Linked DNA regions of Mus musculus: region 2 is linked to region 1. Evidence: chromatin loops called from intact Hi-C (ENCODE). Cell type or tissue: gastrocnemius. All regions are shown on one strand. Links, peaks and the distances in the headings refer to the core of each region. The heading gives the core; the rest is flanking DNA.

Region 1 (16,360 bases), core at 314-8,313:
GAGCTGTGGGGCGGAGGGGGAGCAGCATCTGCAGTTACGCCCTCACAGCTTCCACTCACTGGTGTGACCTCGTCTTTCTCCACCTACACTGAGCAGACCTGGGCACCTGCTGAACTAAGGTGCCACTATCTCATCCAGCCGTAGGCACCTAGGCTGTCACCTCCTGTCTCCTCCTGGTCCCCAGTCTACGGCCCTGATCTCTCACAGCCTTTTGCCCCTGCAGCAGCCAAAAGGGACCACTGAACACTGAGTCAAGTCTCAACCATTCTTCCACCACCCATAACCCTCCTGGTTCAACCTTGCTTTGGGGCCAAAACTCATGTCTTTCCTGCACCCCACAAGGCCCTGTTCACCCTGCCCCAACCCCTGCCAGCCTCTTCTCCTCTCTCTGTTCTTCACTCCCTGACCTCCATCCTGCCCCAGGGCCTTTGCACTTGTGCCCACCACCTGACAGAAGACACTAATTCACTCCATCACTTCTTACATGTTACTTTTTGATTACTGAGTGCTCAGCCATAGATGGGACATCTATACCACCACCAGCCCGAGGCTCAAGGGAGAAGGAACAGAAAGTCGGTAAGAGTCGGGGGCGGGGGATGTGAAATGCTATCTCCAGGGCATACCCATGGCCACTACGCTCATGAACTCCGTGCAGTTATGGTGGCAGCACAAGACAAAGCCAGGAGGGAGCCAACATGCCCACAGGCAGCAGTAATGGATGCAAAGGGTTACAAAAGAGCAAGAAAGTGGGGATAAGGTAAAGAGAGTCCACTCTCATTCGGAGTCAGAGGGGAGTTGAGGGTGGGTAGGACGAAGATAGGTTGTTAACATGTAGGAAACTGCCAACAAATAGAACTATAATAAACATTAGAAAATATATTCTACTTTGAAAGCCATTTCACTTTTATTACATATATATATGTGTGTGTGTGTATATATATACATATGTATGTGTGTATGTGTGAAGGTACATGTGGGGCACAGTACATGTGTGGAGGTCAAAGGTTAACATGGGGGAGTAGGTCCTCTTTTTTTTTTTTTTAAAGATTTATTTATTTATTTATTTATTATATGTAAGTACATTGTAGCTGTCTTCAGACACTTCAGAAGAGGGGGTCAGATCTTGTTACGGATGGTTGTGAGCCACCATGTGGTTGCTGGGATTTGAACTCTGGACCTTCGGAAGAGCAGTCAGGTGCTCTAACCCACTGAGCCATCTCACCAGCCCAAGGGAGTAGGTCCTCTTTCCACCATGCAAGCCCCAACGATTGAGCTCAGATCATTAGGCTTGGTAGCAATCACCTTTGCCCACAGAGCCCTCTCACCCTCACCACCCACTTTTCCTTTTTTCTTTAAAACTTGTATGTGTGTGTGTGAGAAAGAGAGAGAGAGAGAGAGAGAGAGAGAGAGAGAGAGAGAGAGAGAGAGAACACTATGGCGTGTGTGTTGAGGTGGCAGGACAGCCTCAGTGTAGACCCTCTCTTCCACATACTTAACATAGAGTCTCTCTTACTCCTGGGCTAACTGCTCCTGGCTAGCTGAACTTCCAGAATTGTCTCTGCCCCCATCTCGTCTTAGGAGCACTGAGATTAAAGAGCACAGACTACCTCCTCCTGCTTTAATTGTGCCCTAGGGATTTGAACTCTTGTCCTCTCATTTGAGTAGCAAGCATTTGACTGAACCATCTCCCCAGCCCCCAAATGTCATTTTTTTTCCCTTAAGTCTTCCTAAATTTTAAGCCACAGCCCTCCTCCACCCTTAATTATCATACTATAAGCCCACCTTCCCTGCTGTGAGTTCTCGTCCGAGTCAAGGTCACCAGTGCCCTTCCCTGTCATTTATTAGTTGATTTGTCTAACAAATATGTACTGCTTTCCTGACCATAGCTTCTCAGGAACTAAAATTACCTTGGCAAGCAAGCCTCTCCCTGACTAACCCACCAGATTCCAAGCCGCTTCCTTAGCACCCCACCTTTTATCCTTATGGCCTCTAGGCGGCGCTAAACGGCTTCACTGGACCAGCTTGAGTCTCATTTACGCACTGAGGATATGGGTAGGGGTGGGCACAACCTGAAAACCCTCCCGTTTTGCAACCTTACAGGCGAGGACAATTTCTATCCCCTATTTTTGGCGTCTGTGACTTCCTACGCGTCCTCTCCCTCTTCTCTAAACCGGGTAACAATTTGTTTTCTTTGCACGCAGTTAGGGTAGGAAGGCCAGGCAGTGAAAACAAAACAAAAACGAGAGGCAGCTGGAGAGCGCCCACTAGGTTTCTAGATTCGAATTCCATCTCCACCACTTCCAAGCTGAGGTACATTTGCACGAATGGCTTAGTTCCTCTCGTCTCGTGCTTCGATCTCTCCATAGAGAAAATGGGGGTGAATGGTACACGTCTCATTCCTAGGAGGATGTAACTGAAAACTGAGCCGTTGAGACAAGAGAAGGCAAGCCGAATTGTCTTGGTTTACCGTAGGAGTTTAATGAGGGCTGCCTCTATTATATAGAATACTTTACTAAAGTCTCATGTAGAGCTCAGACTGACCTTGAACTTCGTGATGTATCTAAGGCTGACGCTGAAATCCTGATTCCTGCGTGCTGGGCCAGTGTACAAACGTGGCCTTTGAATAAACGTAGTATTGCCTCTCTTGCCGCAAATTCCCAACCCTCGACTTCCTCTAACTCTTCTCCAGCCATCAGGATACAGCCCCACCCCCAACCTGAGAAAAGATTCCCTCTTTCCTCGTCCTGGTCCCAAAATCCAGCCCGATCCCGTCTTTAGCGGGAGGCTGTCGCCTTTCTCACAATTCCAAACCGGGGCGGGGGCGGGCCTGGAGGAAGCTGCAGGTTTGACGCCACAGCCCCAGAGCTGCCCTGAACCGACTTGAATCCCTGGGGATTTGGAGAGACAGCCTCAACTCGTTCAGGGAGACATGGCATGTAGTAAAAGTCATTCCAGAGCTTGAGGCTGGCCCTCAGTGGGCAGGGCGCTCTCTCAGGTCAGTCCCAGCCACCACATAAACCAGATATGGCACACCTGTCATCCCGGCTCTCAAGGATCAGGAGCCTAAGTCATCCTCGGATACATAGCTGAGTGCTATAAAGGAGCTGGGAGATAGGAGAAAAAAACGAAGAGGAAAAAGAAAGAAAGCGTAAAAATCGTTCTAGTTTCCCAAACTTCAGCACTAGTGGGGCGTGGCCGTGAGGAGGTGGGGCGTCTGTTTAAAGAACTGGACAGTAAGTAAGGGCCACTTGGAGATGCCAAGGAAAAGAAATAAAGAGAACAAGACAAACACGCGCGCGCGCACATGCACAGGCGCGCGCGCACGCACACACACACACACACACACACACACACACACACACACACACAGAGGTTCAAAGGGAGCGCGGCTTCCGACGGGGACTTGTTCCAAAGGGGCTGGTTGAGCGCCTGGGAGGTTCCTATGGAGGCGGGGCCTGACGGAGAGGGCCTCGATGGGGCGGGGCTTATAGGGGCGGAGCCAGGGGCCGGGGCTGGGCACCAGCCAGGTGAGGGCAGCGGAGGCTGGGCCTAGCTGGGGTGTGGGCATTTCGCTGCTCAGCGGCTGAGCCTTCAGGTTGAGTCCCGTCGGATTCCCCGAGTCCCCTCCAGGTAAGTGAGGAGGTGGTCGTTGTAAGATCCCGGGCTCCCTACTGGTCAGGGTGGAGCCATCAGCCCTTAGGGAGAACCGGAGGATCTATCCAAGACAGTCTGCGGGCGCCGGAATAGCTCTCCAAGTGAATAGCCACGCGTCATGCGTGTCCGGGAACCCAGGCGTGTCTTAGGTGGCCCTCGCGCAGCTCCCAGCGTGTTTCCTGCTCTCTGCGGAAATACTCTTGGCTTCCACTTTCGTGTACGCCATCGCAAATCCGGATCTGCCCCTCCCTCCCTGGCTGGCTCCAAAACCTTTCCTAAACTCCCCTGTGGTCACTGGCTAAAACGGGGCGCGCCTCTTACTGAGTGGTCTCCCCTCCTGGCCTCTTTTTCTGGTCCACTCCTCACCCACATCAGCATTTTGGTCCTGTGAAAAGATCAAAATTAGCCCGTCTAACCGCCTCACTCTTCATTCTCCATACCCCACCACCACGGACCTCTCAGGCATCCCAAAACTTGCCTCAATCTAAACCTAGGTCTCAGCTCCCAAGTTACCGCCTCCTTTCATACTTAAAGAACGCCAGTCCGCGTGGGGCTGGCAATATAACTCAGCTGATGAGGGCGCTTGTCCCTAAAGCCTGCTAGCCTGAGTTCCGTCCCTGGAACGCACGTGAAGATGGAAGGAGAGAGCCTTTTCTACAGATTTGTCCTCTGACCACCATCCTCGAACCTGGGCACCCGGTCTGTCATTTAAATTAATTTTTATATAATGTAAATGAATTTGAATGTTGTTTATTTAAATAAAATTTAAATTAAAAAAAAAAAAGCCTGCTCCCCCTAGCCTTCCTTCTCGAATCTTCCTGTCTCATGGCTTAAACCAGGAGGGACCATTAGAAATTATCTTCGTTCATCTCTCTGTTGGTTGTTGGTTGTAGCTGGAATTGGGGTAACTGAGCTTCCAGGGACAGGCTGATACACAGTAGGTCTTAAATCATCCATATCAGCTTAGTGTGAAAAGTGAGACCCCCCAGATCCCAACTCCACCTGAATCTGTGGAGTGTCTGCTGGAGACTACACCCCTGAATCTTTGTGCAGCTGTGCACAGACACAGTAGACCCACAGATCTCCCTCAAGTCTGCCTATTCCCTTCCCTGTTTCCCCACCCCTACGCTCCCCCGCCCAAGTAAATTATCCCCCAAAAGACCCAGACAATGACGACTCCATCGATTGAGATTTCCAAACTTGAACTAGAGTTTGCGCCTGCCCCCATTCCTCCATTGGCTACTGGAGAAACAGAAAATTCTATATGAGGTGTGAAGTTCAGGACCATGGGGAGTGGGAGGGGGCGGAGTTACCTAGGTGACAAACAGGAAGTGTGCATATTTTGGAGCACACCTGGCTTTAGGTATGCAGCGCGTGCAGCAGCTTCCTCCTGCCTCACCCACCCCACCCCACCCCACCCCCAGGGCACAGGTCTCAGCTGAGGTCGCCTTGCCCCCCTCCCCTCTTTCCAGGAAGTAGTGACTCAAGAAGCAAGAATCCTGCTGTGCACCTCTTCCCAAAGCCTGGGCCTGGGTCACTTCTAGACTCCTAGACTCCTAGACGGCATCTGGAGATAGGGAGACAGACAGACAGACAGACAGACAGACAGACCACACACACACACACACACACACACACACACACAAAACCCTCCCATCCAATATGATTTTTCTGACGTATTTGAGACACAGGCTGACGCTTGTGAAATAATGTCTAAGACCTAAAACCTAACTATCATATACTAACAAAATTCCCAAATACATGGAGAAACTCAAAATGTAAAATTGTAGTCTCTAAGTTTGAATTTCAAATGGGGATGGGAGGAAGGAGGGCTCAGCCTGTGGTTCGGTAGTAGAGCCTAGCATGCATGAAGCCTCAGGTTCCTGACCAGCACTAAACAAGCCCAGCTTGGGGGTTCCTGCCTGTCATCCCAGCACCGGGGAGGTGGAGACAGGAGTTCAAAAGCATCCTGGGTTATATAATGAGTTCCAGCCAGCCTGGGCTACATGAGACCCTCAAAACAATAAACAAAAATTGTGTTTTGTTGGAAAGTAATATATAACATCTTACATCTTGGCAAGGAGCCCACAGATGTGCAGTTCCCATCAATAAAATCGAATATTATTGTTCAATTTTATTTTTACTGTTTGGAAAACTTTTTCAGATTGGGTCTCACTCTGTAGCCCAGACTAGCCTTGACTTAGGACCTGAGGAGGGTGGGGGGAACATTTCTATGACTGTCTGATTAAGCAAGCTTTATTTAGTCTGGCCAGATGGCTGCCTCACCCTAAGTTGGGATTTCAGAGAGCAGCCTCTCAATGGGTTCTGCCACCCCTTTTATGGGGAAGGGTTGGGACTGATAGAAGACAGCTGTTGAGAGAATTGGCTGTTAGCACCTGGACAGAAGACTGGGGCACTCGGGGCTCAAAGCTGCCTTTGAGAACTGTGAGAGAATACATCATGTGAAAAGGTGGGTGGGTATACCTTGTGGGGTTACAAGTTCAGCATAGGTTGAACAAAATGGTTTACAGGATACATTAGGTTTAGGTTTAGAAACTAGAAACTTATTCTTGTAAGGTATGGAGACTTTTTAACACATGTAGAGAGAGACATTTATACATACACATGTATATACACAAGCTTCGTCTAATGCTTGGCTGTGGGAGGCATGGAGACTTAGTAACAATATATAACAATGTGGCTCCTGCTTTGGTTTCACAGAGCTTCCTATCTCAGCCTCCAGAGTGCTGAGTTTACAGTCATAAGCAGCAGTACCCAACATAAATGATGGTAACAAAGCTAAGCATGTTACTTATGGGCAGATTTTATGTATCTATGTGTGTATATCCTCCATATGCTTTGTCTCTCCTTTGTGTGTGAGTGTGAGCCCCTTGTGGGCTGTCTACCCCTGCACAGGTGAACCCGGGCTGTATAAGAAGCTAACAGAGAACCAGTGCTCCTGCATCATTTCTGGAATACATATACATGTGTATGGATAAATGTCTCTCTCTACCTGTGTGGGGGGGTGGGTGTGTAAATGTGTGCGACCCAATGTATGCCACAAATAGGTGCAGGGCAGGAAATGTAGATGTCAGAAGAAGTTGTGGAATCCCCTGGAGCTGACGTTACTGGCTGTTATGGGTTGCAATGTGGGTGCTGGGATCTAAACTTGGGTCATCTGCAAAAATAGTCTGCGCTCTTGACTGCTGAGCCCTCTCTCCAGCCCTCTGCTTTGGTTCCTGTCTGAGACAAGGATGGATGTGCGGCAGTGAGCCGTGCACAGACAACCTGGTCCCCAGTCGAGCACAGGTCTTGAACCCCAGTGACCCAGTAGATGGTGGCTCTGCCTAAGAGGGATGGCAGGTGTTAGGCCACGTCCCTTGGCCCCTGGCTCCTGTTGCAGATACAGCCTCCCACAGCCTCCCACAGCCCCCCACAGAGAGGTGTGTAGCCATCAGTCACATAGGCAGTGCCCCAAGCTCCTGGTATTCTGTCTGGACTCCACCACCACAGTTACCTGGCAATAGCCAGGTATGCTCCTCCCTAGTTACCTGGCAATAGCCAGGATGGCTCAGCCCACTATAAAAGGAGCTGTTTGCCCCTCCTCGATCTCTTACCTCTTATTCTCTTGCTCTTACTTTCGCTCCCTTGCTCCCCCTCTCTTCGCCTTCCCGCCCCCCCCCCCCCCGCACCCGCCTCCACATGGCCATGATCGGCCTCTACTTCCCTACTCTCTCCCTCTCTCTGTGTTTCTACAATAAATGCCTTAAAACCACGGACCATCTCTGCTCATCAGGGACCCACCATGCTGGAGCAATGGAACAGGTCTTCCCCTAACGAGTCACGGTCTTACCTCCCTCCAGGAGGCCTCCCTGCTATCCAGCCATGGCTGCCAGCCAAGCCAAGCTTCTCACCACCAAGCCACCCACCCGAGCAAGCCTAGGACTTTCATTCCTGCAGTTACCAGAACCCTCTCCCTGCCCCTTTTCCCTTTGGCCCGGGCCAGAGTCCAGCCAGGGTCCCACTCTGTTCTCAGCTCTTCCGTGACATCTGGCTGCAGTGTCCAAGACTGAGAACCTGACGTCCCTGGCCTCCGTGCAGCCCAGGGACCCCAGAACCAGCTCTTCCGCGGTACCCAGCAGCAACTGTGGTGCCCAAGAGTCGGAGCCCGACTCTGACAGGTCCTCGGGGACCTCAGGCTGCATCTTCCCCACCCCCAGAGCAGGGTCCCACGGCTTCCTACAGCCTACTTGCCTGGTGGCTCCGTGGGGTGGACACAGTCATACTTCCCACATTCAGCCTCACCCAGCGGCCCTAGCTCTGAGCAGTCTCGGGACCCCATTTTTGCCCCACAGATGGAGTGTGACCTGGAAGTATAACCCAAATAAATCCTCTACTCTCACAAGTTGTTTGTGATCAGGGTTTGCTCACAGCAACAAAGTAGGACAAGTATATATCATTTTGTTTTCTGTAATATATATTTATTTATAAATAACTGTATTGTATTTATTTATATACAAAATTATCTCATTTGGCTCAACCCCCAGTGCGAATATAGCCAGTGTGAGATACTTAGGACTGGGAGGTAGCTCAGTGTCAGTGTACCTGCCTAGACCTAGGAAGCCCTAGGTTCAAACCCAGCAACACATACATACACACAAATTAGCTAAGCATACTAGCTCACACCTTTAATTCCAACACTCAGGAAGCAGAAACAGGCAGATCTCTGTGATGTCCAGGCCAGTCTGGAATACATAGCTGATTCCAGGCCAGCAAGGGCTGCACAATGTGACCCTCTTTCAACATATATATTTAAGAACATATATATATAAGAACATATATATATATATATGCAAATATGGCTCCAAATTGCTTGTTTAATTTATCATATGCATTCAGTGTGCGCGCGCGTGTGTGTGTGTGTGTGTGTGTGTGTGTGTGTGTGCACGCACACATGTGCTCATCTCATCTAGTATGTCATTTGAGCAGTAGTGCTATGTGGATTCTTCACAACAACCAGTGTAGATCTTCATAGATGTCCATCAACACATAAATAGGAAGGACATGTGGACTCAAGAAGTGGAGGAAAGTGTTTAAGAACAGCCTGGCCTACATGAGATTTTTATCTCCAAAAACAACTGGAGAGTAATAAAAGGGAAATCTGGTGTATATATAATGGAGTATCGTGCAATTATAAAAAACAAAATATGTCATTTGCAGGAAAACTGATGGGACTGGAGATTTGTTGTGTTAATTAAAATAAGCAAGACCCAGAAAAACAAATACCCTGTTTCTTCTCTTGTTTGTAAACTACATATGATCAGATACTTAGATGTACATACAGGCACATATATGCCATGAAGTTAAAAGGTGAACTACTTAGAAGTGAAGGAGAACCAGCACAATGGAGGGTGCAGACGGGAGAGGGTGACAATGGGCAGATGTAATTCAGTGGGAAAGAATGCTGGCACACATGTCCCCAGCACCCATGTGAAAAGCTGTCCATGATTACACATTCCGGTAAACCCAGCATTGGGTAAACCCAGCATTGGGCAGAGATAGGCAGGTCCCCAGAGCTCACTGGCCAAGCAGCCTAGCCAAAATGCCAAACTTCTGGTTCGCTGAGGGACCCCCGCCTCAAGGAATAAGGCAGAGAGTAATAGAAATGCAATAGCCACCTCTGGCTTCAACATGCACATAAGGGTGCAGACACCTGCACGTACCCAGGAGCACACACATATACACACACGTGCACACATATACATGCACACACACATAAACACATGCACACACATATACACAAATCTTTAAATAATAGAGGGGTGATGGGGTGACTATGAGCAGAATATTATAAGCAGGTTGAAGATGTCATAATGAAGCCCAGTGCTCTGTGTGCTGAATGTGTGCTCCTTCTGGCTTCATTCTTGATACTGGGATGAACCGCTGACCACAAGCAGCTTAGGAGAGGATTGCTGCAGCTTCTGGGTGACAGCCCCCCACTGGAGGAACACCGCCTGCTGGCTCACACACACAGTTACTTAGCTTCCTCATACAGCCCAAGACCACCTTCCCAGGGAATGAGTGGTGCTACCCACAGAGGGTCTGTGCCCTTCTTCACAATTAACAATCAAGACAATCCCCCACAGACGTGCCCACAGCTAAATCTGATCAGGTCAAGCCCTCACCTGAGACGCCCTTCCAAGGTGCCTCTGTGCTGTGTAAAGTTGACATTTAAAAAACTGACTAGAGCAGATGAATGACTGAATCTGCCGCTTTCAAAAGTTAGATAACGGTGCAAGGGTAACACCCAGCCCCTCAGTGTGCAGGACTCAGTGCTCCCACTCTGCAGTTGTGAAAGACTGAGACAGGCTCATCCCTGATGCCCTCCACCAAGAGCTCCAAGCAGGCACTACAAGAGAAAGATAACCTTGCCGCCAGCCCTGAGACCTTGACGAGAGGTATTGACCCTGCGGGCTGGTGGGAAGTCTCTCCCACTCTGATGTGAGAAATCCTTCATCTTAGATGAGCAATTTGGAGCCAGGGTCTGTTGGAACTAGGTGGGCTGGAGGACCAGAGACACTCTTGAAGTTTGGATACGTAGGCGCTGTCAGTCTCGGAACTGAAATCCACCTTTTCTGGGATACCGCTGAGGATGGTAATGGAGACTGAGCAGAGGTACCATACCCCCACTTAACTACACTAAACTATGACAGACAGGGAGCTAAGGTGATTGCCCAGAAGCCAGACATTCTGCGTCCAGGTCCTAGACTTACATTCTTTGGGACTATGGACAATGAATTTGTCTTCTCTGATACTCAGATTCTATACTTGATCTTAGCCAAAAGGCCGAGAAGCGATGATACTCAGATTCTAAATCAGAGTGGAAATCAAAGAATTCCTCTCAGGTTTGGTGTGGTGGTACATTCTATAATCCCGGTGCTCAGAAGGCAGAGGTGGGCTGATCTCTGCCAGTTAAAGGCCAACCTGGTCTACAGAGTGAGTTCCAGATCAGCCAAGGCTATGTAGTAAGACCCTGTCAAAATAAAAAAAAAAAAAAATACTTCTTAGAGCCAAGTAAAAACACCAAGTAGCAAACACCTACAAGCACAGTACTCCAAAGGCTCTACCGTTTAAAGCCACCCTGGATCACATAGAGTTTCTCTTAAAAAAAAAAATTACAAACTCAGTAATTCTGGAGTCCTGGCCCAGCAGTAGAACACTGGCCCAGAACCCCACAATTTGAGACTGTGAATATGGCTCAAGAGCAGAGTCACTGCCTAGAATCTCCTAGTGAGGGGCTGGGGGCATGGATTAGGAGTAAAGACATTCCTCCTCACCCTGCCATGACCTCTCACCTCCCCAGTGAGGGACTGGGGCCTTGGTCTTGGGTGGAGCCTCTGACTCAGGGTGGCTCTTGTCCAGTGTGGAAGGGGAGGGGTCTGGACACATGCCACCTGTTCAGCATCATCAGGAAACTGAAGCCCTTCTACAACAAGATGGTGACTTCCTTGTTCATGACTCAGAGTCCCGTGAGGTAATCTCCTACCATTGGCGAGGCAAGACTCTACATTTTGAGGTGTTCCAAGTAGCACTGCATCCCAGGCCTGGCCGCCATCAGGCCCTCTTTCCGCTCAAAGATGAGAGATTTGCCAGCATGTTTGGCCTGGTCCAAAGTTACATGACTTGCAGGTGCCCACTGTCCCAGGCCACAGGAGCTGTGGTCTCCAAGCCTGTTAAGTCATCAGAGGCCACTGATGCTCAGCCTCAGTGAGGATGTGCTCACAGACAGCCGGGCTGCAGCCAGGCCTTTCAGGTACTCGGTATGGAGGGTTCTTCTGTCGTATTTCAGACAGGGTCTCACGGGACCCAGGATGGACTCAAAGTCCCTGTGTAGTGGAGCATGACCCTGAGCTACTGATCCCCCTGCCTCCACCTCTGCTGGTCTAGTCTCATAACTAAGAACTGAGAAATGCCATCGCGGATGTGGCTGGCAGATTGATGATATTTGTTGGTGGCATTTTCTCCTCTCAGGATGGTCCCTCGGCCCTTTAAACCTTTTTTGACTAGGCCTAGCAAGGGGAGCTCCAGTCAGACAGCAGGTCTGTACCATTCAGGAAGAGGTAAAGATGGCACCAGAGCAGGTGAGGGGTCCCCAAAGTGCCAATGGCTCAGAGATTGGCTCTGCCACTCTCCCTTAAGTGAGCTCAGTCCCCTGGCCCCACCTCTTGGTTTCTTGCTCTGGTCAACTGAGAGGTTCTACTGTACTGACACAGGGCCATAAGTGTGCATTCGAGTGTGTGTATGCACTGGGCCTTGTCAGCCCAGCTACTAGAGAGGTAAAGTCATGAGGGTCTCTGATTCAAGTCAACCTACACTATCCACCAAGACCCTCTCTCTCGGAAAAAGAAAGAAAGAAAGAAAGAAAGAAAGAAAGAAAGAAAGAAAGAAAGAAAGAAAGAAAGAAAGAAAGAAAGAGGGAGGGAGGGAGGGAGGGAGGGAGGGAGGGAGGGAGGAAGGAAGGAAGGAAGGAAGGAAGGAAGGAAGGAAGGAAGGAAGGAAGGAAGGAAGGAAGGAAGGAAAAAGGCTGGGGAGATGCTACAAGGGGGTAAAGTGCTTGCCCAAGCATGAGGACCTGAGCTCAGAGCCCATGCTTTAAAAAGTCAAGCTTGCTGGTACATTTTTATTAGAGACAGGTAGGGCTCAATGGCTCACCAGCCTGACCTAGTCAGGAATCTCCAGGCCAGTGACAGACACCTCTCCAAACAGTGGGCGCCTGAGGGACAATTGGAATGCCATCCCCTGGCGTCCTTATACATGTGTGTGCACACCCACAAACACACAGACACAAACACCTTCAAATTTAAAGCCAGTATCCAGAATTCAGAACGCTCCCAAAGTGTTGAAGGTTTATCTCTGAGGTTGCAGACGCTGGGAAGACGTCCTCAGTTACTGGGCTGAACCAGTAGCTGAAGCAGGAAAGCCAGCGGCTTGCGTCTCATTCCCAGCCCCTCTGCCGAGCTGCCTTCTCTGTACACAACCCTATTTCTCCTTGTCTTCGAAGCACCCCCTGCTTTTGGATCTGCCCTGCACGCTGCAGACAGTGAACCCACCTTGCTGAAGGGTCTGCCTCACCTAGGAACTATGACAGACAGTCTCAGAGTCTCTGATGGACAGCTTCATGCAAAGGCTCCCTCTAAGCCACTCTGGTCACCCTCCCTGGCCTCCAAATAGCTCCCCCAGATCCTGCGAACTCCCCCCCCCGCCCCCCCCAGTGCCCAGCACGCAGAGAAAAATTCCCAGACTAAGCTATCCAGAGCCAGAGGCTTGGTGGTGGGAAGCCGAGAAGGAAGGTGACTAGGAAGGGAGAGCTAAGGTTAAGAAACAGCTCTAGGCAGGTAAGGCACAGTCAAGGCCTCTCACCTGAACCTTCATTTAGAGCCTGCATCAGAGACTTTAGCTCTTGTTTAAAGACCAGAGCGCAGCCTCCATGTGGCACCTTCGTAGATGACGCCAGGTGCTCTCAAGCCTGTGACACCTGGATACTGAGACAGGAATCTCACCTACACCCTCTCTTTCCTGTCACCTACACCCTGCATGGCTTCCTCTCCATCCCTGTTCCCAACTCAGGTGGGGCATGAGCAGGGCACCCATGACTCCAGCCAGTCCTAGCAGATCCCCTGTCGCTCCTGGCCTCAGCACCAGTGCCAACTCCACCAGGCCTTTCAGAGCGGCTGTGAGCTCTTCCAGGGGCCTCCCCGGCCAGCGCCAACACCTCAGTTCTATAGAGGTGGAACGCAAGGGTCTGGGGACAGCAGGAGAGTTTGTGATGGGAGGGAAGGCAGGAAGTGGGTTGCTTAGCCACCTCCACCAACCCTAGGTTCCTATTCTGCTCCTTGATCCTCTCCCGGCCCTAAGTTCCCCCCCCCCCCCCTTTTAGGCTTCCTGCTCTGTGCTACCACCTTTGTCATATGCTCCTCCCCTGTCCTAGCCTCCTTCCCAGATCCAGGCTTCCCCTCCCAGCCCTCCTTGCTATTTAGGCTCCTCCCCTGCCATTTCTTCGAGTCACTCTAGTCTTCCTCGCTCCTGCTCTAGGTCCTAGATTCCTCCCTGGCCTCATCCTAGGTCCTCCTTTAACTAAATCCTTCCTTAATCCTAAGCACCCTCCCCTTCCCTAGGCTCTGCTCCTATCCCTGACTTCGCCACGCCCCCGCCCTTCCACTCCCCGCAAGTCTTTGACCACGCCCTTGCTCCACCTAGGCTCTGCCCTATGCCAGTCCCCAGCCCAGATCCTACTCTGCCCACAGTACCCTGCAAGCCAGTAGAGTGCGCCTGCTGGAGGGTGAAGAAACCTCTGGGCGGCTGGACCAAGGTGGCCCACGATGCACCCCTGTTTCGCAGGGCGGCTGCCCAGCGCCTGCAAGGTGAACAAGGGTCCCTTGGAGGCCTCTTAGGCTAAGCTTTCCAGTCTCACCCAGCTGGGACGCCTCACCCCTGGAGAGGGGTCTAACTGCAGTCATGAACACCAAATATTGCTTCCCACAATAAAAGGGACCACTGAGCCAGCAGAGCTACAACCATGGTGTCTCACTCCAACCTCTGGCCTAGGAAGATCTCCCGGATGATCACTGGGATCCATCCCCTCCAAGACCCCTTCCCTAGTCAGAATCCCATCTCTTTGCTGGGCCCAACCCAACTGCTAAGACTCTTATGCTGGGTCATTTCTAAGACCTCAGATGTCTCCACCCTCAAAAGGGGTAAGCTGGGTGGACATGCCCCTCAATCCCACCCTCCAGGCATGTCCCCTAAGGCAGGGACCCCTGCACTGAGCATCCAGACTGGCCACCCTTGTGCCCCATGGTTGTCCTGCAACCTGCTCTCCTGTACCCTTCTGCTAACCCCTGCCCAGGCACTCCCCCATGGCTCCTACCAGGTCAAAGTTCTTAGCATTAAAGGACAGGTATGGGAGAGGCCTGAGCCACACCCCCAGGGCACCTGACTCTGCCTACAGGATCCAGACCCAACCCAGCACTATGGGAGACACTGACCACCAACTTCCTGTACTGCCTACTGTGGGGGAACAAGGGAGTCCAGGCTGCCAGAGCTGACCGCATACAGAAGTTCTATCACATCCTGTCCCATCAACTAAGAACCTCATGGCTGAGAGCCCATCCCCCATCCCTCTTATACTGGCGGGACCCCAAGGACACTGCCTCCAGCTATTCAAGAGGCTACAAACTGAACTTGGTGCCCACATCCATCACGCCAGCACTTGGGAAATGCAGATGAGAGAATCAGGAGTTCAAGACCATCCTTAGCTACATAAGTTTGAGGCCAGCCTGGGCTCTATGAAAACTATGGGGAAATTGTTTTGAATTCTGCTCCCCTCCCAGGTCCAAGTTTATAAGAATCTTCCTCTTAAAATGGACCCCAAGAGACTGGGGTGCAAAAATGGACCCCAAGAGACTGGGGTACAAAAATGGACCCCAAGAGACTGGGGTGTAACAGCTGCCTCCTTTTTACCAATAAACCCACTCAAGTATCCACAGAACAACACTCACGCTCCAGTATGAACCACTCATCCCGGCAGCTGGGAAATCTCTGCACTCTAGGGAAACGGAAGGTAGACATGCCTGTTCTAGAGCATGGAGATCACAAGCATGGGTAACATGCACAAGGCAGGCTTGCCAGAGCGCACCGAGGTTCACCTCCATTTATTCCACACGGGGCTCATAAGAAAGCTTTTATCTCATTTTAACTTGGGCAGGATACATGCAGGTATGAGTGCGACTGCCAGAGTCGGCCAGAGGGGGCCTAGGCTTGGATGTCTGTGAGCTTTGGGAGCTGCTTTTGAAAACCAACTCCTGGTCCTCTGCAAGAGCATCCAAAACCCGACTCCCAAACCACCTCTCCACAGAGATGCCTTTTGAAGGTCCATTCCCGACACTGGCGGTGCAGACTCCAAGAACTTTATATAATTATATATACTTTTTTAATATAAAACAAAACTTGGCTCAAGCCAAGCGGCGGGAAGAAAGATCTTAAATGACAAATATGTACAACCACGTGGGAAGCCACAAGTGGGTCCCCGTAGGGTGACAGGTGACAGGTGAGTGAGGGACAGCAGGTTACACAGGTCTCAGCCAAAAGCCACGTGGGCAGGAATAAAGTGCAAGGTCCTGGGGGCCCCCCCTGTGGCCCAGAAGCAGCAGCTGACAGCCCTGCCCCTCGTCCCCCTCTGGTGGGGTTCAGTTGAGTGTGACTCGGAGGTAAGAGGTGGGCACGTAGCCCTCAGCTCCCTGTTTCCTCCTGACCCGCGTCCATCCATCACCCTTGTCTTCCTCCATCAGGCTGAGGTCTTCCCCCTCGGACATGGAGACGGTTCCCTCGCTGGATCCTGTTGGGGAGTAGCGGGGGCAGGTCAGATTTGATGAATCTGATCAGAAGGCATGGCTCCAAGCAACTGCTACATCCCCTGGTGTAAGGGGAACCTGGGATCTTCTAATCTCAGAGACAAACTTCTGGGATGTCCGAGAGGGAGCTTCTAGATTGTCTGAATTAAGATGGGAAGCCCCACCATGAATATGGGCAACACCATCCCACTGGTTGGGGTCCTGTACTATACAAAGGAAAATTGAGAGTCTGAGGCAGCTCTGTGGGTAAAGATGCCAGCTGTCATGTTTGATACCGAGGACATAGACAGTAGGAG
Region 2 (16,360 bases), core at 2,711-10,710, 1.2 Mb after region 1:
CTTGCTGTTCTGATCCCAGATCCAACAGTTCATAACCAACCACCGAAAGTCTAGCACCAAGGGATCCAGTGCCCTCTCTGGCTTCCATGGGCACCTAGCTCATGTGCATAGACATACACAGACACATAACAAGAAATAAATCTTTAAGTAAACAAAACCAATTTTTTTAAGTGAAGGTATCCTACTCTTAAATAGATGAAATGAATAAATTTCGTTGCAGAATCTGTACTCATGTCAAGACACAATAAAGAACCTGGGGTTGGGCTCAATGGGTAGCATGCTGACCTAACATGTAGGAGTGTCTAAGTTCCATCCTAGCCTTGCATAAACTAGGGCATGTTAACACTTGGAGTTAGAGGCTTGCCTGGGCTACATGGGGACCTGGTCTAAAACTAATAACTACAAAAAAGAAACAAATTAAAGACCTCATGAAAGAGATTATCTCCCACTAAAATGAATTTAAAGTCGCAAGAATAAGTAAGCACATTAAAACCCATGTATATTAGACCATAAATAGAGCCTGTCTTTTTGTTTGTTTTGAGACTCTCTACATAGTCTTGATTGTCTTGAACTTGCTATGTAGATCAGGCCGGCCTCAAACTCAGAGATCCACTTGCATCTGCCTCTGAGTGCTGCTGGGATTAAAGGTGTGTGCCACCACACCCAGATGAGAACCTGCCATAGGTAAATGCCTTGGGTGCATAGAAACTCCATCAGTAATTTGGGGTGAATTCCCATACATTTTGCTAATGTTGCATGCAATTCAGACTTAAGCTTTCCTACAACCTCAGCTATCCAGAGTAGAAACAGCCCAGGCACACCAACTTAGAGACTCGGACCCCCAGAACACTCTCCCTTCTTCTCATTTGAATGGAAGGTAACATCACCTCAATTTTCTATTTTAAAAAAAAAAGCCACCCCCCCCCGAAGGACACTTTTTTCTTTAAAAGTTTTATTCCACTTTAATTAATTTATTGGATACAGGCTTGTGGAATTGATTCTCTTCTTCCCAGGATACAATTCAGGTGGTCAGAGGCCAGATCAACCTGAAATTCATCATCCTCCTGCCTCAGCTTCTAGGATGCTGAACTGCAGGTATGAACTGCTACACCAAACTGGTCTTTATTGCCAGAGCAATAGTGTCGGTTTTAAACGTTCCACCTTGGTTAAATAAAAACAATGCTCCATGAGAGTCCAGGAATTGTACGACTATTAATGCCCACATAAAATTCTCAAGCCAGTCAGAACAACAGCTCCAGCCTTCCTGGAATACCAGGCTGTGAAGGGTGTGTGTGTGTGTGTGTGTGTGTGTGTGTGTGTGTGTGTGTGTGTGTATCTTTGATGATCAGAACTGTAAAAGGGGCCAGAGTTATCCCAGAAGTGGATGGAGATTGAGGATGCGGCTCTCCATCCTGAAATTGGCCATCCCCAATTCCCCTCATCTCCGAGCTTGCAGACTAGTGTAATGTACCCAGAAGGGCTGTCTAGTCAGTGGTGCTCAATTGGAGAAATCTTAGTCTATCAGGACCGACCTCGTCTTTTCCAGCCCCTCAATCGTTCAACACACACTGGGGATACAATTTAGCGGGGAATAGGCACCCCACATTTCGGGAAGCCTACCGCATGCTACAAAGACTCCTAACACGTACCCGACTGGTCCATACCACACTCACAAAGGGCCCCTTTTCGGGACCCAGAAAGGGTTCCTGGCTATGCTTTAACCACCCAAACCGACCTTCCTGGACTAGCCCTGCCCCGCAGAGTTGCTGCTACTCTGGTGTCCAGAGCTCAAGTGAGCACGGGCCTCAATTTCCCCGCCCATTGCAAAGGTCCGAACTGCTCTGGAATTCACAAACGCACTTAATAACTTGTACGACTGACTTTTCTTCTCCTTGCCCTCAGTTTCTCCACTTGCTGCTACAAGATCCAATTGATTTCAAGAGGACACAAGCACTCAGGATCCATCAAATCCAACTCGGGGCCTCGGTTTCCCCATTTACTCCAGCTATTTAGGCGACACAAGATGCCTTCGGGAGCTTGCGAAGCTGACTCTTCCCCCTCCCCGAGGCCTCAGTTTCCTAAGAGCCCTCCCTTCTCCTGGTCTCCGCCCCGAGGCCACTTAGGCTTGGATCCGCTCCTTTAGGCAGTTTCACCCACCCGCGGCTGTCCGCGTCGCGGCCTCCGGCTCCTCCAACATCTCCGCGACGGCGGCGGCGGCGGCGGCGGCGGCGGCGGCGGCGGCGGCTCAGGCTTCAGTCGGGCGGCCAGGCTGCACACTCCGCCTCCCACCGGTGTCACTTCTGCTGCCGCCGCGGCCGCCGCGCTCGTATTTGGCGGGAACCGCGGCAACCACCGCGGCCCGCGCGCCGATTGGAGGAGCTTGCGTCACGTGACACCTCAGCCTCCGGAAAAAGAGGTGCACTCAGTACGTCCTCGCGAGAACTTCGGTTTATGTGCTAGAAAATCCCGCGGGAGGCGGATGAAGGCTCCTTTCCGGCGGTTCAGGAGCTGCTGGGAAGATCTGCATTTCTATTGATCCTAAGAAATGTCAATCTAAAATATCAGCGTTTGCACACCCCCCACACCCCTTTTATTGGCTATATGCGTTCCAGGAGGTGGGAAGGGTACGTTTAGATTAGTAGTGACAACTTGAAATTACCCATTGGAAGAGTAATGGGAATTAAGGTATAATAGTGACGGGTTGAAAGTAGCCATTGTAATTAGAGAATTACTTCCTTTAATTTTATTTCTTGCATTAATTTCTCTTTTAACTATAATTTTTTTTCGAGACAGGGTTTCTCTTTGTAGCCCTGGCTGTCCTGGAACTCACTCTGTAGACCAGGCTGGCCTTGAACTCAGAAATCTGCCTACCTCTGTCTCCCAAGTGCTGGGATTAAAGGCGTGTGCCACCATTGCCCGGATATAAACTCTTTCTAAAAATGTTACAGCTGGGCATTTCATTTTTGAAATGATGAACCACTTTTTAATAAATTAACAATTTGCTTTATTTTAAAATTAGGAATGTTTTTCTATTGTAAAATTATAAATCTTTTCAACCATATATTCCTTCTTTTCGTGTAAATTACTTTGAAGAATATTAAATGAAAAAAATTGAGTCTGGTGCTTCATGCTTTTAATCCTAGTACTTGGGATTTACAAGCAGGTGGATCTCTGAGTTCGAGGACAACCTGATCTACATAGCAAGATCCAAGACAGCCAGTGATACGATGTATAAAAAAATGTTTTTCAGCCGGCCTTTAATCCCAGCACTCTGGAGGCAGAGGCAGGTGGATTTCTGAGTTTGAGGCCAGCCTGGTCTGCAGAGTGAGTTCCAGGACAGCCTGGGCTATACAGAGAAACCCTGTCTCAAAAACAACAACAACAACAAAAGAATAATTGCCTCTGTCTTTTGTTTTTGTTTTTAATTTTAAGACAGAATCTCACTATGTAGCCTTGCTGATCTGGAACCCAATCACTAGTTTCTAAATCTTTTCTTGTTGTTGTTGCTGCTGTTGTTAGGTGGAGGAAGAAACCTTTCTTTATCTGCAAACAGCTCGAATGCCTGCAACAGTTTTCTTGAAGCTGTGGCTAGTAAGTGGGTTATTTAGCTAATGAATTAGTTGTATGAATTGCTTTTGGGCCATGGGCTCAGTGAAGGTAAGGAGTGCTCTAGTGTCACGGACCTCATCAAATCTCTGACTTGCTGAAGAATATAATTTGATTGAATTGTGTGGGTCTCGTGGAGCCAATCCTGCTGTCAAGGACCTGTCAGCCCTGTATTTGGGAGGTGAAGGCAGAAAGATTAGGAGTTAAAGGCCACGGTGAGCTAAGTACCAAGTTTGAAGCCAGCCTCCACCATCTCAAAACATATAAAATAAAGAGCACCCTTGAGGGAGTCTTGTGAGTTGCTGGTGGGCGGTGGGCGTGCCAGGAAACCCTGGCTGGCATCCAGTTCTGTTTCGGAAAGGAGACATGGTGTCCCAGGCCTGTTATTGCAGCACTAAGAGAGGAGAGGCCGGTTTATGTTACCCTGTCTCAAAAAAACAAAAGAAACAGAAACTACTCATACTCCAAACTTTTTATAAAGACTCCTGGATTCAGGAGCAGTAAAGATGGCACATACATATTTTTTGATCTACTGCAGTACAACCCTTTGAGTCATTTGGAACCTTCCAGTAATCTCTGGGTTCATGAAACCACCCCAACTTTTCACCAATTTCAACCCTAGCCATTTTCCTGTGTCTGCTTTAGGATTTATTTACTCATTACCTCCATTCATTATTAATCTCCAGGTCATGCTTGCCTGGTCTGTAACTGGTTATGTAGTCCAGACTGGCCGCAAACTCGGAGACCCATCTGCTCTGCTTCTCAGGGGCTTGGGTTAAAGGTGTGTGCATTGCCACACCTGGCATATTCTATATAGTTTTTGAAATTTGTAACAGTTGATAGAAGGGTTAAGGTACATATGTCAACCTGGGGAGACTTCATTGAAGAGATATTGTCTTAGTTAGGGTTTTACTAATGTGAACAGACATCATGACCAAGGCAACTCTTATAAGAACAACGTTTAGGGGGCTGGAGAGATGGCTCAGCGGGTAAGAGCACTGATTGCTCTTCCAAAGGTCATGAGTTCAAATCCCAGCAACCACATGGTAGCTCACAACCATCCTTAATAAGATCTGATGCCCTCTTCTGGTGTGTCTGAAGACAGCTACAGTGTACTTAGATATAATAATAAAATAAATCTAAAAAAAAAAAAACAATGTTTAATTGGGACTGGCTTACAGGTTCAGAGATTCAGTTCATTATCATCCAGGCGGGAACATAGCAATATCCAGGCAGACATGGTGAAGGTGGAGCTGAGAGTTCTACATCTTCATCTGAGGGCTGCTAGCAGAATACTGGCTTCCAGGCAGCTAGGATGAGGGTCTTAAAGCTCACACCCACAGTGACACACCTACTCCAGCAGGGGCACAACTTCTAATAGTGCCACTCCCTGGTCTGAGCATATACAAGCCATCACAGATATCATTCAATTAGAGTCCTCTTTCTGTCTTAATGATGAGAGGAAGCTCACTGCAGGGCTAATGCGCAAAAAAGCAATGATGTCCTATAGCTGGTACATGACAGGAATGAACCAATGGAACTCGAAATAGGAGATAGCTACAGTCTGAGCGAACTATTTTGAAAATATGTTTCTAGTGGGGCTCATTGGTGCACACCTGTGATTTAGCACTTGGGACGTGGAGGAGCTTGGACAGGAGTTCAAGGTCATCCTTGGTTATACAGTAAGTTTGAGGCTTAGCCTGGGTTATGCAATATCTGCTCTGAAATAAAGTTATGAAGAAGGAAATAAAGGACTCTCTTTTCTAGTTGTATCCTCAGCGATTTATTAGAAGGGAGACACTGAAGGAAGGACCCCAGAGAGAAGGCTGGTGGCGTGTTAGCATTTGGGCCTCTGCCGGGATTAAAGGCGTACATGCATCACCACTGGCATACCTCATATTAATTTTTAAGTTATGGGTATATATGTGACCCGGTGTACTTGAGAGCAGTTGAAGGAGGCCAGGAAAGGGCTGTGACCCGGAGCTGGAGTTACAGACAGCTAGCTATGAGCAAGCAGCCTGATGTGGATGCGAGGAACTGAACTCCCGATGTCAGCCAGGGCAGCAAGCACTTTTACCTGGAGAACCAACCGTTCCTCTAGCCCCTAAGATATTCCATTTTACCTCGCTTTGTCTTTATTACACTCTCGCTGGCAAATTCCGCTCCGCTTTCTCCACGCACAAATAAAATATTAATTAATTAAAACTGACTTTTGGCTTTATATCTACTCCTGGACTCTAGAGGGAGCTGCATCATGCGTACACGCGCACGTACACAGATTTCTGGCCTCTCTAGGCGCCCCCTCATCTCGTTGGTGTGGGAGGGTTTCCGCCGTTCCTCCCCCGGCAATGCTCTTTCTGTCCTCCAGGGGGCGCGCACGCGCAGAGAGGCGGAGCGCGCGCAGATGCCGTTGTAGGGTGGGGTGAGGCGATATGGGGGCGTCACCGGAAGTGTGCGGTTGCCATGTAATATCCCGGCCGCGCGTGCGCGCTAGCCGGCCGAGGTGGCTTCGGGGCGGGGGCGCAGAGCTGGCAAGCTGATTTGGCGGTGGCGGCGCCGACCTGCGCGCGGAGGAAAGAAGTCGGTTCGGCGGCGCCGGCGGAAACCGGAGTTCGAGCGGGAGGCCTGACGGCGGCAGGCGGCATGTCGGTGGCGGGGCTGAAGAAGCAGTTCTACAAGGCGAGCCAGGTGAGGCGAGGCCAGGCGATCTGGTCTCGGGCCTGCCTTTGGGGACCGCAGACGAGCCGAGCTGGCTTCCCTTGGGCTAGCGGGGAAGGGGAGACCGGGTCCCCGTGCTTTGAAGAGGGACACCGGGTGTGCGCGTCTAGGCGGCTTTCAGAAAGCTCTGGAGGGCCGGCGAAAGGGCTTCATTGAGAGGGGCTTGCCGCCAGGCTTTACAACGTAAGTTCGATTCCTGGGATCGCAGCATGGAAGGCAAGCCCCCCCCCCCCCAAAGTCTCCAGGCTATGCTTCCGAGACTCTCACCACATAGCCTCAGGCCACAGAAAATGTTTGTCTAGGTTGATATCCAAAAAAACCAAGTCCACACAGGGCTTAAAAAATAATCAGTGTCCCATTCTTCTTTTCCCTCTCCGGTGTCTGTAAGACGGATTGAAAAAAAAAAAACCTAAAAAACCAAAAACAAACATTCTCGCTCACTGGGTGTTATACATCATTAATCCCTGCACACTTGAGGCAGTCAGGTAAGCAGATCTCTGAGTTTGAGGCCAGCCAGGGTTACGTAACATAAGGAGACCCTGTCTCAAAAATGAAAGAAAAATCTCTTGGTAGACACTGTGGCAAGTTGAAAAGAGACAGTGAAAAGTAATTTTCCAGGCTTCTGCAGTTTACAAAATGTGTCAGGTTTGTGTCCCTATTTCTAAAACATATGTATGCTTCTTTGAAAGATACGTTTTTGTTGGCTGTACCATACTATAGATTCCTATAGGTACTTGGTGGTTTGGGTTTAGTGTTTAATCGATCCGATCATGACTCTGAACTGAAATTCTCCTTTCTGGTTGTGTTGACATTCAGGAGTTCTGTAGGGTGGGCATCCTGGCCTCCGTTGTATAAACATTGAGAACCCTACCCCAGGCAGGCAGGCGCTCCTTTCAGACATCCTATAGTGTAATGTCCCTCTGGAACTTTTGGGGGGTTTTTTGAGGCCAAGTTTTGCTCGTAGTCCAGGCTGGCCCAGAATTTTCCATCTTCCTGCCTCTCAGGCGCTGGGATGACAGGATACCTTTGTGTGTTGAAGGTTTTATATTTGCCTTGAACTCCTGGGCTCAAGTGAGCCTGTTCCCTCAGCTCTGTCAGGTTTCTGCTTGAGAAAACCCTTGTTGTCTCATCTCTGTCTCAGTCAGGCCAGAGTGGCCTCATAGTCATTATCCTCCCGCCTCTGCCTCCCGGTGCTGAGTTACAGATGTTTGTCACCAAACCTCAGTGGCCAGAAGTTCGTGACTGAGTTTTCTCCTGTCTGTTTTGAGTTTCTTTTCTTCTGCCTTTTCCTCCAGGTTGCTAGATCGATTGTGCTCGCGAGTGCGCTCTCTCTTTCTCTCTCGTTTGATGGATGTTTGCTGGGGTTGGAGCCCAGGACCTCAACCACACTGGCAACAGCTCTACCCTGAGCCATGACCTCAGCTTGACATGCATTTTACATGGGACACTGCTGGAAAGCCTGGCAGGCCTGTAACCCCAGGCCCTCTGGCCGCTGAGGCAGGAGGATCAAAAGCCAAGTGAGTTCCAAGTGAAGCCTGTGGAGCCAGCTTGGCTGCTATGTCTGATACCCTAGAGGTCACCAGGGTTGATGCTAGTGTGGCTGGAGGAGGCTGTCTTCTGCCTGTGCATCCAATCCAGTGCTTGTCTCACTCAGCTCAGAGGCCAGACCCCACCAGTGTTGGAGCAGCTGGCTCCCCTTCTCGAACTCCTGAATAGCTTTCGGAATGCAGAGGATAGGATAGGACCCGGGCTCTGGGCTTCAAAGTAAGAACTTTCATATCTCAAAATGACAACAGATCTGGGTGTGTAGCTAGTTGGTAGAGTACTTGCCTACCACACAGGAAGCCCTGGTTTTGTTACAAGTTGAGGGCCAGCCTGGTATACAGTGTTAGTTCCAAGGGTATGTAGTGAAACCCCATTCAAACAAGTAGTTCAGAGCCTGCAACCCATAGTCATGCAAGCCCTGGATCTTTGCAGGGAGGTCTGTGAACACGTAGTTTGTTGCCCGGTTTCTGTTCCAAGAAGCCCCAGATGTGCTAATCCTGTGGCTGTGCAGTACAGCCCGAGAATCCTGGGTGTGGAGCTGGCTCGAGTAGATTCCACAGAGAGATGAGCAACAGTGTAAGGAATTGCTTGGGCCATGCCTGTGAGAAAGGTTCTCCCCACAGTCTGGAGAGGCCCAGCCAGAGGGAGCAGCCAGCTGGTGCTGTCACCCAAGGGCTGAAAAGAAGGAAGGGCCTAGCAGTTGCCTAAGGATAAAGACATCTGAGCTCTATCTGTGGACCTCATAGGGAGGCTAGCAATGGAGTTGATGTGGTAGGACCTATGCAGTAGGCAAGAGACCTCCAGTGCCTGAACTCCTTAGGCTGTGATGCCAGCCTGGGTTCTGTGGCTGTCCTTCTGTTTGAATGCCTGTGGCCCCACATCCCTCAGATGGAGTTCCCGGAGGTCCCTCCCCTGCTGATTCCCAGCAGGTCCTGTCAGGGACTCATAGGCAGCCACTAGACTCTTTCCCACTTGGAGGGCCACCCATCCCACCTGCCTACAAACCTGCAAAGCTCAGCTCAGGTGAGAATCAATTTACTGTTTAGACATTCCAAGGCCCTGTCCCAGAGAACTCTGAGCGAGCTCTCAAGAGTTGCACACGGATGGCCTATGGCCCAGCCTCTTGCAGAAGTTTTCCAGGTTTTCAACATTCTACTCTTTCACCTGGGTCCCTCCCTCCTGGGTTTCTTTTCTCCAAGTAACACCTCTCTGGTGGATTCCTGAGTCCCTAGATTATCTTTCTCATAAGAAAGAGAAACCACAAGCCAGTATGCCAGGGCATACCTGTAATTCCTGTGTACTAGAAAGTCAGAAGGGTTGTGAGTTCTAGGCCAGCTTGGGCTACATAGTGAAAGCTTACCTGTAAAGAAAAAAAAAGAGAGAGAAAAAAGAGAAACAGGCAGGAGAGGCTGGGGCTCAGTAGGTAGAACAGTCACCGAGCCTGTAAAGGAGCCCTGGGCTCCGTCCTCAGCTCCACACACACCAGGTCAGGAGTTCAGCTACATAGTGTGTTTGAGGTCAGCATGAGCCCCTGACTCAGAAAGGCAAAAGAGGTTCAGGGGTGCCAAGGCAAGGTATGGATGGAGCTGGGCAGGCACCTGGGCTCCAAGTAAGCTTCAACAACTCGTGCTCCCCACCACCACCACCCCACCGCCCCATCCAGACCCCACAGGTCCCCAGCTCATTACCCAGCCAAGCCTTGCAAGTCATGTATAGAATGAGCTTGGGTTGTGAGGGAAGTTGGAAGTTTCGCTTGTTACAGGTGGGGAAGTGGAAGGATGGTGGCTCAGGCAGCACAGGTCTTCTAGCTGTGGTCCCCTCTGACTCCTCGCACGCCCTCCTGTGTGGGTTCTGAGGAAGTCTGGGTGCAGGTGGGAGTGGCCTGAGGTTCAGAAGTTTGTTTCAGTGTCTTGACTGCTAGCTTGAGCTGGCTGGTTTTCTGATCATTCTGTAGCGGCGTGGAGATGGAGTATAACTAAGAATGGTGCTCATGGCTGCCTGGAATGCAACCCCTACCCCCACCCCACCCCCCTTTAACTCCCTTTTTGCCTGACAGAAAGGGAGAATTTGAAAAGAAAGATTGTTTGGTCAGAGCTAGGAAAAAGGAAATTACCAAGTGCATTTTCCATTGACTCTGTGTGTGTGTGTGTGTGTTTGTGTCTGTGTGTGTGTGTGTGTGTGTGTGTGTGTGTGTGTGTTTCTAGAGACTGCCCAGTGCCTACCAAGTACCAGGCAAGTGCTTGGTGAGTGCCCTGCCCCCAGCGCAGCGCCTAAGACTTCCAGCTGTGTTGGAGCTGCCTATGTCCCAGCCTGGTGCAGAAGCCCTAACTTCCCATAAGGCCTGAGGGCTAGGAGGGGCTGCAGACTGGGGACTCTGTAGTTTGGGGATGTGTTTGGTGCTTCTCCTCTGGAGATGGGTACAGCTGAGTCCTGAGCTACACCTCAGCCTTTGCTTTAATTTCCTCCACATGAGGCCACGTTTAATCAGTAAGCTGAAAGTCCATATGAGTCAGAAGTCTGGACTCCAGCACCCAACTAATCATTTATGTATGCTAGGCACCCCTCCTACCACCCCCATTCCTAGACAGTCCAAGCAGCTCCAGCCTGTGGCTTCACAGCAGTCCATGAGGATTGTCACATCTTGTTTGTAAAGCCTACCACCGTAGTCCTCTTGTCAGTACCCGTCCATCCTCCTGTGCTTCAGCGAGGGCTCTTCCAGAGAGGCTCCTGTTACATATGCATGCATGCAGTGCACCTGCATATATCTGTGTGTGTGTCCATTCCCTTCCACCAAAATAGCCTTTCTCACAGAGACCCAGGACACACCAACACCCTCTCTGCCACTCCACAACCCACTTCCCCAGTGGGATTTGAGAGGCCATAGGAGTGCTTTGGGGGGGTGGGGTGGGGCATGGAACCAGGCCTAGGCTTGACACCCCCAACTCCAGCTCCAAGTCATTTTATTTATTTATTTATTTATTTATTTATTTATTGGTTTTTCGAGACAGGGTTTCTCTGTAGCCCTGACTGTCCTGGAACTCACTCTGTAGACCAGGCTGGCCTTGAACTCAGAAATCCGCCTGCTTCTGCCTCCCAAGTGCTGGGATTAAAGGCATGCGCCTCCACGCCCGGCTTTCCAAGCCATTTTATATGTTTATTGTGGGGTCAACCTCAGGTGTTGTCCCTCAGGTAGCATTCGACACCGGGGCCTGGGACTCATCACTTAGACTAGCCTGGCAGGCCAGGGGTTCCCCTGTATCCAGTAGTACTGGGATTGCTTGTCTCCTCCTTACATCCAGCTCTTCACATGGGAGCCAAGAGTCAGTGCAGCAGGGGCCGTACCAACTGAGCCACCCCATTCCCTGCTTACTTATTTCTATTTCTCTAAGAAGTTTGTTTATGAGATGGGGTCTCAGTCTATCACCTAGACTAACAACAAATCCAAACCAAGGCCATCCTCCTGCCTTGGCTTTTTCAAATGCTGGCATCAGAGCTGTATGGATGTATAATAGGCTGAGTTGCCACTGTCTGGCCCTTTTTTGAGCTCTCCCTGGAAAACCAGAGAGAGAACTGCAGCTGCCCTGTTGAGCTTCTCTCTGCTGGGGGTTAGCCCTGCTGCCTCTTCCTGCCCTCTGCAGGCCTTGCATGCAGCTTGCAGGATGCCTTATCTTCCTTTTCCGTTCAACTCCTAGAAAACCTGCTGATTTATGCCAAGGGGGTCATGAGACACTTGCCAAGCACTTTTAGACCACAGCTGTGGCTTCCTCCCAGGCCCTGACTCAGCACCTGCCAGCAGACCTCTCTGGAGCACTCCCATAGCCGGGTTCCTTCCCTGCTGTTTCTCCCCTACCCCTCCGCGTGTGGTGAGAGTGGCTGACCCGTGAGGACCAACATACCTCCTCAGCATTTCAGGGTGGCACAGTAACAGGTTCCCTGTTGCCTTGTCCTGGGTCACGAGTGGAAACTGTTCCCAGGCTGAACTGGGTTCTGGCCTACGTCGAAAATGTTCCCACCTGTGTAACCACTCAAGGGTGAATGACATGTCAGTGAGAAAGCAGATGGGTCCCAAGGCTTCTGGGGTCCAGGCTAAGTTGTCCCCCTAGTATCAGGAACCTCTCAGATCTCTGCCAAGAGCTCTGAGGGGTCACACTGGGGGTAGGTATTCTACATACCATCAGCTCTGCCCACACCCTACCCAAGCCGTGTTATGCTCTACCCTACCTCTCTGTGGTGACTCTGTGCATCTCGCACCTTGCCTTGCCTGGTCCTCTACCCTCCTTGCATCTACCCTGTCTCTCTGGCGTCTCAGCGCTTGTTGGAGGGTAGCCCTCTGCCCATGAACACCCGGCACTTCAGTCTCACCCTCATGGCATCCAGTGTTCTCTAGTATTGCTCAGCATGCTCCTAGAGGCTGGGTATGCCAATACAAGCTTTTGGCACCAGCTGACAGATACCACCAAAGTGGCCTTCTGCTCAAAGCTAAGAATGGGGCGTCTGCTGTATGGCCTCCCACAGTGTCCCTGGCCTGACTTCTTAGGATCACGAAGTACTTGAGGGAACTGGGTAGCTCATGGGTCCTTTGAAACTTGGCCAGGAGCAAGTCTGACTGGTTTTTTTGTTTGTTTGTTTTGTTTTGTTTTTGTTTTTTTGAGACAGGGTTTCTCTGTGTAGCCCTGCTGTCCTGGAACTCACTCTGTAGACCAGGCTGGCCTCGAACTCAGAAATCCACCTGCCTCTGCCTCCTAAGAGCTGGGATTAAAGGTGTGCGCCACCACGCCCAGCTAAGTCTGACTGGTCTTACAGATAAATTAGCCTGACTATAGCCCTCTGGTCTTAGGATGTATCTCTAGGACTCAGGAGAGAGGCTTGCTAGGCTAGGCCATAGGAGACTACAGAGTGTCACAGCACCAACTGTGACCCAGAGCTGACAGAGCAGACTGGGAACAGCCAGGCTGCCTTTCTCCCCGGAGGAGCTAGGCCACCCTGCTGGGAAGCAGCAGTCTCCACACACCCTGGCTCAGGTCTCCATGAGTTGGATCACCTCTAGCCCAGAGACCTACTTCACTTCTTTGTCCAGGCGGCATTGGCTGCATCTCATGCACTTGCATGTAGTTACACTACCTGCCACTCCCTATGGAGTATCTGGAACCACCTTGTCTTTTAGGTCCCTCCTGACCTCCCATTCTGTCTGGGAGCCACTCCTCAGCACCCACCACTCCCACACCCTCATCCCCTATCCCAGCACTGAGTGTGACTCCAGTTGCCGTTCCCCAGCTTGCCCACCAGCACTCATATGGACCTGTGCAGGAGCTCAGGAGCCTCACCAGCTGCCTGTTCACTCCATAGCCTGACTACTCTTCACAGGAAGTGTTTTAGTTATTTCCTTTTCAGACAGTCTTACTCTAATCCATCCTAACTTGAATTCACAGTCCTATTCCAGCTTCCCAAGTCCTGAGGTCACAGCTGTTCACCACCATGTCTAGCCTAAAGCTCCATTTTAAATCTGCCTTTAATGGATTCTTCCAGGGTGTGACATAGTGGCAGAGCCCCTGCCCCCAAAGTCCCCAGTGAGGGGCTGGGGGCGTAGCCTAGGGGTAAAGCCCCCTCCCTGTATGGGCAGGGGCTCTGGCTCCATCACCATAACTCTGGAACAAAAGGTAGGAGGGGAGTCTTGGTGTTTTTGTGTGCCATGATTAGGTAAGTGGAGTTTCAGATACCCTAGGGAGAGAGTGAAGAGTAAATTCTCTGGTTCACAGTGGGTGTCCCAGTGTGGCAGGTTGGAGAACTGTGCAAAGCTCACTCATGCCCACCCAGGAGTTTCCCCTGGCCTTGTGTAACAGTAAAAGGATCATCATAGGAACAGTGTTGTCCCCACACCACCTCTGGGAGTCACCTGGCCCTTGGCAGTTTCATCTTAACTCCCTGGTGTCTAACACCACAGCTTCCCCATGGTCTCAGGGAAATTAGGGTTCTGCAGGTTTGAGACTGAGTCTGAAGACAACTGAAGACCTGAGGATTTGGAGTGAGGTTGTAGGGCCTGGAGGAAGGGTTGGCAGTCAGTGGCTTCTGCTGGCAACTGTCTTAAGGAGTGTCCAGACATCACCATGGCCAGCAGGAATCAACTGCAGTCCAGTCCTGCTGGCTGTCAGCAGGACAGTATGTGATGCCGCTGCTGCTAGGGCTCAGCCAGCTGTGAGTAGAGATGCTCTCTGAGGCCCTTGCAGAGAGGCTCCATTCCACCCTCTCCAGGGTAACAGGCTATGCCTGTGCTCATGCACACTAACAGCTAGCGCTGCCTCTGTTCTTCAGAGCCAGCAGAGTGGCAAGCTGTACTTGGCCCATGTACTCCAGGATTGTACGATACAGGGGCCACCTCCCTTCCTCAGTGTAAGGCACAAGCTGTTTCTGATGACATCTAGAATAAGTCCTGTTAGTTAGGGACCTTGAGATGGCATGGGGCACTGTCAGCAGGAGGTGGCAGATGATGACCCAGTTATCCATATGTGGTGGTTGGAAATCTGCTTTGTGAATGAGCTGTCTGTGAACTCAGATGCTGTCACCATTTCATCTGTCATTTGTCCTAGCAGAGGGGTACGATACCTCTAAGTCTCGCTGTTTTTGCAGTGGGGCAGTACATGGTCATCATGTGGCTGACCCTTGGGCAGGTGCCCTGGCTGAGAGCCCTGCCTGCTTGCTGTGACCATATCGGTATCTGTGATCCTAGCCTGGAAAATAACCAGGTTATTCCATCGGTGTGACCCTGTCCAGGCCCAGAGCCACTGTTGCTGTGTGTTTGAACCCTTGGGGAGGGTGATATTTCAGCCACCCTGTTGTGTTGCCCAAGCTGGCGAACCACAAAAAGCTTGGGAGGCTCCCAGGCCTATGGTCAGTCCTGTTCTCTGAGAACCAGGGCTGCTGGCCTAAGCATGGGTCCTGGCACTCAGGAGACAGAGGCAGGGGGATCACCATGAATCTGAAGCTAAGGCCATCACTTGAACTCTTGCCACTCAGCCTCTATACTTCCTAGCTCATCTGCCATCCCAGGGTCTGCACTCTCAACAGAGCTGGCACCTGGGCCTGTGTTCCTAGTGGGATCAAAGGCTGCCATGCTGCTTCTGGTCCCAGCTCCCCAAGCCTCTCACCAAGTGACCCCGCGGCCTCGAAGCTTCCACGCCTCCACACTCCCAGGCTTCAGTCAGTGCGTGTGCTTTTCAGGCTGATCCCTGAGTATGGTGCTCATGTGCACTTGTGTCCCAGGATGAGGAAATATAAGCCTCACAGGCCACAGAAGCTGAGCTCTGTCAGGATGCTGGTGTGCTGCTGTTGGCTGTGACTGAAGTAGTCCAGTGTCGTTCCAAATTAAGGGTCCTGCACTGGTGACTTGAGAGATGTGTTGAGTGGGACCTGGCCTCTGAAAGTCATCTTCACTCTGCTTTCAGTCACTGTAACAACATGCCTGGGAGGGGCAGTTTTGCCGAGAGAGGTTTGTTCTGGCTTAGTTAGGAGGTTTCAGTCTCTGTCATAGGCCTTTTTGCTTTAGGGATCCCACAGTTCCTAACGAGGGCACACTCATAGATCTAAGGACCAGGATCAGTATCTGGGCCTTTAGAGAATGGAAGCCAGTATTCTGAGCCCTTGCCCTTGTTACTGACTGAAGGCACTTCCTGTGCTGTGCAGACCCAACCTTCAGCTCTGTACACTTGTCCCCTGGGCACTGACAATAAATCACTGGTCACAGGCACTGCTGAATGTTCATTCAGGAAGCTGGCAATATGTCCAGGTTTATGCACAAAACACATTGACCAGGTTAACCCTGTGGGTGTCCTGCACTGCATAATCCTCATTAACTCCTTCCTGCAGTGCCTCTGGAGCTCACAGTGTCTAAGGGCATGGGTTGCAGGAAGGTAGGGCACCTCTGAGACTAATTTCATGTGCTCTCCTGAGGAACGTGTTGGCAGTTTTAATGGGACTATGTCCCATGCCGGGTTCCTCTTGCTCATCTGACAGGCCACTGGCATCCCTCTTGTCTGGCTATTTCCACACAGGTGCCCACTCCTCCCTCCCAGTCGGGCCTAGCACCTCCTATGACCTGCTGGTTGTGTTTGTGCTTAGGTCAATCATCTCTTTTCCCTCTTGAACCTTACAGACAAAAATAATAGTTATTGTAAGACCAGCAACACCTAGACAGGGTGGCTCTAACTAGCCAGTGTCTTGACAAGCACCCAAGCATCCCAAATATGTACAGTGCTGTCTAACTGACAAGGCCAGTAATGGGCAGCCTCTGTAGGAAGGTATGAGTGACTCACAGAGCACATGGCCACTGGAATTCAGATGTGGGAAGAAGAGGGCAGTAAGCATAGATGTCACCCAAACATAATAATGTTGTGCAGTTGAGACTGAGGGCAGGAAGGTTTTGGCACTGCTGTCACTCTGGACTGAAGCTGGGCAGTATTACATCCTTAGTGATATACTTGCTGACACAGGGGAGGGG

The links. Hi-C counts contacts between places; a loop is a spot of excess contacts. Peaks named below come from ENCODE experiments on the same cell type or tissue, not always from the same donor. Only the 100,000 strongest peaks of a DNase experiment are listed, where the experiment ranks them.
Region 2: a loop joins it to region 1, with 4 times the contacts of the local background. A loop is called at or near these places in 2 of 42 quality-filtered maps.

What each region holds. Positions count from the first base shown.
Region 1 is chr17:57,262,688-57,279,047 of GRCm38, reverse strand. It overlaps Trip10 (thyroid hormone receptor interactor 10), which reads right to left. Exons shown (of 15, transcript NM_001242389.1): 15 at 15,351-16,048. The coding sequence ends at 15,900. It also overlaps the pseudogene Gm46575 and the pseudogene Gm52326. Among named protein-coding and RNA genes, the nearest start is that of Vav1, 8.2 kb to the left of the region's middle. In gastrocnemius, for the core only: no CTCF peak of the experiment used is centred there; DNase peaks (open chromatin) are centred at 2,018, 3,475 and 3,855; H3K4me3 peaks cover 3,284 bases; H3K27ac peaks cover 3,555 bases.
Region 2 is chr17:56,026,349-56,042,708 of GRCm38, reverse strand. Sh3gl1 (SH3-domain GRB2-like 1) reads left to right here and starts at 6,072. Exons shown (of 10, transcript NM_013664.3): 1 at 6,072-6,294. The coding sequence starts at 6,250. It overlaps Chaf1a (chromatin assembly factor 1, subunit A (p150)), which reads right to left and starts at 2,293. Exons shown (of 14, transcript NM_013733.3): 1 at 2,158-2,293. The coding sequence starts at 2,197. In gastrocnemius, for the core only: a CTCF peak has its summit at 5,919; DNase peaks (open chromatin) are centred at 3,925 and 6,016; H3K4me3 peaks cover 4,235 bases; H3K27ac peaks cover 5,250 bases.